Linked DNA regions of Homo sapiens: region 2 is linked to region 1. A link is a contact called in ENCODE Hi-C or POLR2A ChIA-PET data. All regions are on one chromosome and are shown on one strand. Each heading gives the region's core, a stretch centred on a gene start or an enhancer-like site at or near the end of the contact. The rest is flanking DNA. Distances are from core to core; before and after follow the strand shown.

Evidence for each region. A loop is a pair of places that touch in the nucleus more often than their neighbours do. ChIA-PET counts read pairs that join two places held with the same protein, here RNA polymerase II (POLR2A). Pooled maps may share reads with other maps.
Region 2: a loop to region 1 is called in a pooled map, with 2.6 times the contacts of the local background. The contact joins two enhancer-like sites. A Hi-C loop is called at or near these places in 1 of 50 pooled maps. POLR2A ChIA-PET finds 5 or more read pairs at or near these places in 4 of 52 experiments (WTC11, activated naive CD4-positive, alpha-beta T cell, activated naive CD8-positive, alpha-beta T cell and 1 more).

What each region holds. Positions count from the first base shown.
Region 1 is chr22:40,435,174-40,438,231 of GRCh38, reverse strand. It overlaps MRTFA (myocardin related transcription factor A), which reads left to right. Exons shown (of 15, transcript NM_020831.6): 5 at 2,678-2,733. Among named protein-coding and RNA genes, the nearest start is that of SGSM3, 66 kb to the right of the region's middle. RefSeq lists enhancers at 1,202-1,251, 1,322-1,371, 1,492-1,621, 1,882-1,941. Within about 2 kb of position 1,576, at least 22 of the 41 ENCODE cell types and tissues checked have a DNase peak (open chromatin) inside an H3K27ac peak, as active enhancers do.
Region 2 is chr22:40,725,693-40,729,029 of GRCh38, reverse strand. No RefSeq gene overlaps it. Among named protein-coding and RNA genes, the nearest start is that of MCHR1, 48 kb to the right of the region's middle. RefSeq lists enhancers at 34-83, 154-233, 1-284, 285-1,009. Within about 2 kb of position 1,634, at least 6 of the 41 ENCODE cell types and tissues checked have a DNase peak (open chromatin) inside an H3K27ac peak, as active enhancers do.

The DNA.
Region 1 (3,058 bases), core at 327-2,826:
CTTACAAGGGTTCTGAGAGGTGGGCAGATTCTCACTCTGGAAGAAAATTAGACCCAGAAAGCAGTCAAAACCCATGTCACCCAGCAGTAATTGGTAGCACTCAGTACTAGAACACAGATCCCTTGACTGTCTATCCAGAACTTCTGTGAGGTTTCGAACCCGGTTGAGAACCAGAATTCTGGCTGTTTAGATGAAAGTTTAGAGCTCTGCCGCAGAATCCTCCTGTCCTCCTGTCACTAGTCACCTTGTGTCCGTTTCTTACAGAATACTCACTAATTCATCGAGTGAATAATTATTGAGGGTATACTGTGTGCCTGGTATTCTAGGCACTTGGGGAATGCTGTGAGTGACTAAAAAAATAGACAAAACCCTTGCTGTGCTCTGATGGGGACATGTTGTAAATGTAAACGTGGGAGACTGAGAGTAAACAAGAAAAGTATGTAGTATTCCGCCTTTTTTTTTTTTTTTTGAGACGGAGTCTTGCTCTGTCTCCCAGGCTGGAGTGCAGTGGCACTATCTTGGCGCACTGCAACCTCTGCCTCCTGAGTTCAAGTGATTCTCCTGCCTCAGTCTCCTGAGTAGCTGGGATTACAGGCACCCTCTACCATGCCTGTACAAAAATGTTTGTATTTTTAGTAGAGACGGGGTTTCACCATGTTGGCCAGGCTCGTCTCGAACTCCTTACCTCATGATCTGCCCACCTCGGCTTCCCAAAGTGCTGGGATTGCAGGCGTGAGCCACCATGCCCAGCCAGATACGTAGTATTTATATAAAGACTGTCAAGACAGTGATGAGTGCTGCGGAGAAAAATGAGGCAGAAAAGGAAGCTGGGGTGGGGTGGACAGTGTCCGTTTTCTCTTGATTCTTTGTACTTACTGTCTCATGCATGTGCTAAGCTTTCCAAGAGCCAAGGTTACGTGTGATGCATCACACCCGGGTTCCTGCAGAGCAGGACGTTTGGAGTTGAGCTAGCGTTACACAGTAGAAGCAGGTGCAGGGGGTGTCTATTTACCCACTGAAATGCCCACGACCTGCCCATGTAAGAAGTGGGGAATCCTGGATAGTGCCCAGGTAGGTTGGGGAGGTAACTTGTACTGGTTTTTCTTTGATGTTATTTGTTAAATCTAGAGCTCCCCCTTCTGTTAGAAGATGGGATCTCAGTAGTACTTTTAAGACTGTAGTTTCTTTTTTATCTTAAGATTCACAAAAAATTTTTAAAAATAAATACCACTGGGACAATTGAAGCTTTCTTCTGGGACTGCTGTTGCTGAGGCCCAGCCCCCCGCTGGGGGTGGAGAGGAAGGAGGAAGAAGCACAACGGCCCAGGCAGGATAGGGTCCTATCTATGCTCTCTTGCTACTTTTAGCAGCTCCTTAACCCTGCACTCCTACCGCAGCCAGCAGCCTAGCAAAAGTTATCTCTGCTCGCAGTTTCACAGCTCTTTGGAAATTCTAGGGCAGGAGAAGTGAAACTGACCACAGTCTTATAAATTTCTCTCTTATTGCCTCTGTTCCCTACTTGAAGTGAGTCAGGCCTTTCCCTCTCATCCTCAGAGTGTCTTAAGTTGCTATTTGTCCTTACAGCCAAGTTTTTGACAAAAGGAGTCAGACCTTCCATTCATGGTGCAGCCTTTCTGGAGGCTCTTGGTTTGGTCTTGCCACCTGAGTGTTGTTTGCAGAAGTCGAGACTTGTGGTCTTTGTGTGGTATCCCCAGAATAGAGCTGAGCCCTTCGTCTCAGCTGTCGGTTGTGTGTGTTCCTTCACATACAATTGCCATGGGGTTCTTTTAGTCCTTAGAGATGAAATTCAAGTTAATTTTAGCAGCACTATAAATAACAGGTGCAGTGAAGAAGGAAATAGTGCCGAGTGGACATATATCTTTTTGGTTTTAACTGTCCCATTGAAACAGTTTGGCCACTTTATGATTCCTCGTGAGGTTGAGGAAGTAAGGTTAATTTGGCATGCATCTGTGCCCCTTCCTGTGTGCAGGTGTCCTGAGAATAATGTGAGGCCTAGCAGGCGTTCTTGGAGTCCTAGCTGAAGGGGGATTTGCGGCTGACGGTCCAGTCATGGGCCAGGGTGTTTGTTAAAGTTACATTCCATGGGTGCACTTTATATAGCCCAAGCTTAGGCAGTGACAGTTCCCATTAGGAGTCATATTTTGGTTTCTACCAAAACTGTTTGAATGGGGTAGCTAAACCATAAAGATACATGCTTACTCAGGTGTCATTGCCTTCACTTCAACTGATATTTATAGTACTACTAACAGTAATGTGATTTTTTTTTTTTTTTTTTGGGGGACGGTTTCTCGCTCTGTTGCCCAGGCTAGAGTGCAGTGGCGCAATCTCGGCTTACTGCAAGCTCTGCCTCCCAGGTTCACGCCATTCTCCTGCCTCAGCCTCCCTTGTAGCTGGGACTTCAGGCGCCCACCACCACCACGCCTGGCTAATTTTTTGTATTTTTAGTAGAGACAGGGTTTCACCATGTTAGCCAGGATGGTCTCGATCTCCTGACCTCGTGATCTGCCTGCCTCAGCCTCCCAAAGTGTTGGGATTACAGGCGTGAGCCACCACGCCCAGCCAGTAACATGAATTTAAGATGCCTTCTCCACTGAATATCGTAGCACTAGACATGATGCTTCGCTTGAAGGTAATCTTTACGGTTCTTCTCTCAACAGCTTTGAAAAGTCCAGCCGCATTTCATGAGCAGAGAAGGAGCTTGGAGCGGGCCAGGGTAAGGTACCTTTTTTCCCCCTCAGAACTCCCAAAGAGCATTTTCAGAGCTCATTGCATTGCTGGTTATATTTCCATTTAGAGCTTTCCATAGAACTCTGAGGCCAGAGCCTGCTAGACTCTAGGGCCAGCCCTGGCCTTGTGGTTTTAAATGGAAAGCTCTGCTTCTCCTACTTCATCCCTTCTCTCATTTACCTCCCATGGTGATTATATGGAACATGATTGGAATGAGGTTTCTCTTTTTGTACATTTAAGGATATGGAATGATCACCCGATCCTCCTTGCCTGAATTTTGGAGTGCTTTGGAGACCACTGGTATTTCCCCA
Region 2 (3,337 bases), core at 385-2,884, 290 kb before region 1:
AGCAGAACATGTTCCATATGCTTCAAACAAAATGCTAAACCGTCACGGCCATAGATCATGCGCTTGATGCACTGCTTCCTTTCAACCCCCACATCCTCACCACCTGCTTCTTTGATCACCAATAAACAGCTCGGGCTCCCAGCGCTCAGGGCCTTCGCAGCCTCCATACTAGCGTTGGCCTGCGGTCCCACTTTCACTCTTAACTTGTCTTGTCTCATTCCTTTGACTCCCCCGGACTTCGTTGCCCCCACAGCCTGGTGTTGGGTCTGATCACCCCAACAGGGTGGATCACCTGAAGCCAGTCGTTCGAGACCATCCTGGCTAACATGGTGAAACCCCATCTCTACTAAAAATACAAAAATTAGCTGAGTGTGGTGGCAGGCAGCTGTGATCCCAGCTACTCGACTGGCTGAGGCAGGAGAATCGCTTGAACCTGGGAGGAGGAGGTTGCAGTGAGCCGAGATCACACCACTGCACTCCAGCCTGGGCTACAAGAGCGAAACCCTGTTTCAGAAAAAAAACAACAAAAAATCCCACCAAAGTTATGATTATTTGGAAGGCAGCTATGCTCGCTACTGTACCACCAACGCCGCTGGGTTATGGTTGTTACCGAAGTGCTAGGAAGCTACTACATGAATCGACATGCATATGGAAATATCTACAGCCTTTTCTTTAACATGTTTAACTTTTCCCCCATGCCTTTGCCATTACCTTTTTTTCAGAAGGACAGAGGCAGGCTGCACACGGTGGCTCATGTCTGTAATCCTAGCAATTTGGGAGGCCGAGGTGGACAGATCACTTGACCCCAGGAGTTCGAGACCAGACCGGGCAACATAGCAAAACCCCATCTCAAAAAAAAAAAAAAAAATTAGCCAGGCATTGTGGCCCTCCTGTAGTCCCAGCTACTTGGGAGGCCAAAGTGGGAGGATCACCTGAGCCTGGGAGTTCGAGCCTGCAGTGAGCCGTGATCACCTGGGTGACAGAGTGAGACCCTGATTCAAAAAAAAAAAAAAAAAAAAAAAAGGCAGAGGCAGTCCAGGCTTCAGCCAGCCTGTCTCATTTAAATGCCAATTTGGTCATTTCCTAGTTGTGTGACCTTAAGCAAACTACTTAATCTCTCTGAGTCCCCATTTCTTCATCTGTAGAATTTTTGCATTGGTATTAAATGAGACCGTCATGTAAGTGTTTAGAATTGTGTCTGGCATATCATTAGCAATACACATAAGTGGTAGTTTATGCATTCTCTCCTGTTCCTCAGTGATTTCCTGTCCTCATCAGAATGCTACTTCTTCATGGTAATGAGCCAGTTTTGTTCCTGCCTAGATTTTTAAAAAACTCATTATCACTTGTGATTCATTTACCTCATTATGCTTTTAGGCTATTAGAATGGGGAAAATGTCACTCAGAAGAGTATGAACAAACCAAGCCCCATGGAATCTCACTTGATAGCCAGGGCTAATCATCAGAAAAGTCAAAAGATCAGCCATTAGCAAAGTAGAGAGACAAAGAACCCGATTTAACTAATAAGCACTTCAATACCCGTGACTTCTAACTGACTCTCTCTCTCTCTCTCTCTCTCTCTCTCTCGACTTTCCTTTGAAATTTCAAAGGGTATGAATAATTTAATTGATTTTCAAAATAATTGACTTGTTTTTGACAAGCATGTGCATGTTTGCTTGGTTTGTGGTTGAGATGGACCAAAAGAGACAAAAGGATTACTAGGTTTAAGGAGCCCCTGTCTATCCTGTATTTCAAATTTCAAAGACAGTATTTGTTCTTAAAACAGTCACTGCTTCCCTTGCTTTGAAGGAATTTAAGAGTATGTCTTAGCTTACAAATCACTTAGCAGCCAGGCGCGGTGGCTCACGCCTGTAGTCCCAGCACTTTGCGAGGCCGAGGCGGGTGAACCACCTGAGGCCCGGAGTTCAAGACCAGCCTGACAAATATGGAGAAACCCCCCGACCCTACTAAAAATACAAAAAATTAGCTGGGCGTGGTGGCGCATGTTTGTAATCTCAGCTACTCGGGAGGCTGAGGCAGGAGAATCGCTTGAACCTGGGAGGCAGAAGTTGCGGTAAGCCGAGATTGTGCCATTGCACTCCAGCCTGGGCAACAGAGCGAGACTCCATCTCAAAAAAAAAAAAAAAAGAAAAAAGAAAAAATCACTTATCTCTGAACAGCCAGCACACTGGCTTCTTCACTCACAATTATTCCTCATTCAGATCCTAGCAATTTCAGAAAGTGTTGAGTTTATTACTAGTGCTTGGCCTCTAGGGCTCTCCTTCCACACTGCATTAGTAGCTGAACTGTCTGCTTTGTCTACAGGGCCTGCTTATCTTGCGATTGGACCATCTTCTTTTCCTTTCACTTTCACGGTCTCTTTCACACGAGTAGGAAAAAAAATGGAAAGTATATATATAGATACATACATATATATATATAGATACATACATATATATAGATACATACATATATATATATAGATACATACATATATATAGATACATACATATATATAGATAGATACATACATACATATATATATATATATATATATTTTTTTTTTTTTTTTTTTTTTTTTTTTTTTTGAGACAGAGTCTCTGATGCCCAGGCTGGAGTACAGTGGTGTGGTCTCAGCTCACTGCCACCCTGCAACCTCCACCTTCTGGGCTCAAGCTATTCTCCTGACTCAACCTTCCGAGTACCTGAGATTACAGGTGCGTGCCACCATGCCTGGCTAAGTTTTGTATTTTTGGTAGAGACAAGGGTTTCACCGTGTTGGCCAGGCTGGTCTCGAACTCCTGACCTCAGGTGATCTACCCACCTTGGCCTCCCAAAGTGCTGAAATTATAGGCGTGAGCCACTGTGCCCAGCTGGGAAAGTATTTTCTTCCCAAGCCCATATCTTTAACACATTTGCAAAATCAAGCATCCCTAATGGTTTACCTTGGCGTGGCTAGAAGTCTTGATTTATATGATATTAGGTTTCCTAAAAGAGGGAAACTTCCCTGTGGCCCTCACCTAAGGGATTTAGGCGTAATTCATGAAGCAAGTTTACAATAAAAAAAATCCCTACCATTGCATACCAAAAAAAAAAAAAAATGATGGTTACGGTCATACCAATGGCATGTTTAAAACAAGACTTAATTGGCCAGGCGCGGTGGCTCACGCCTGTAATCCCAACACTTTGGGAGGCCGAGGCAGGCGGATTACCTGAGGTGAGGAGTCTGAGACCAGCCTGGCCAACATGGTAAAGCCTCGACTGTACTAAAAATACAAAAATTAGCCAGGCATGGTGGCACACGCCTGTAATCCCAGCTACTCCAGAGGCTGAGGCA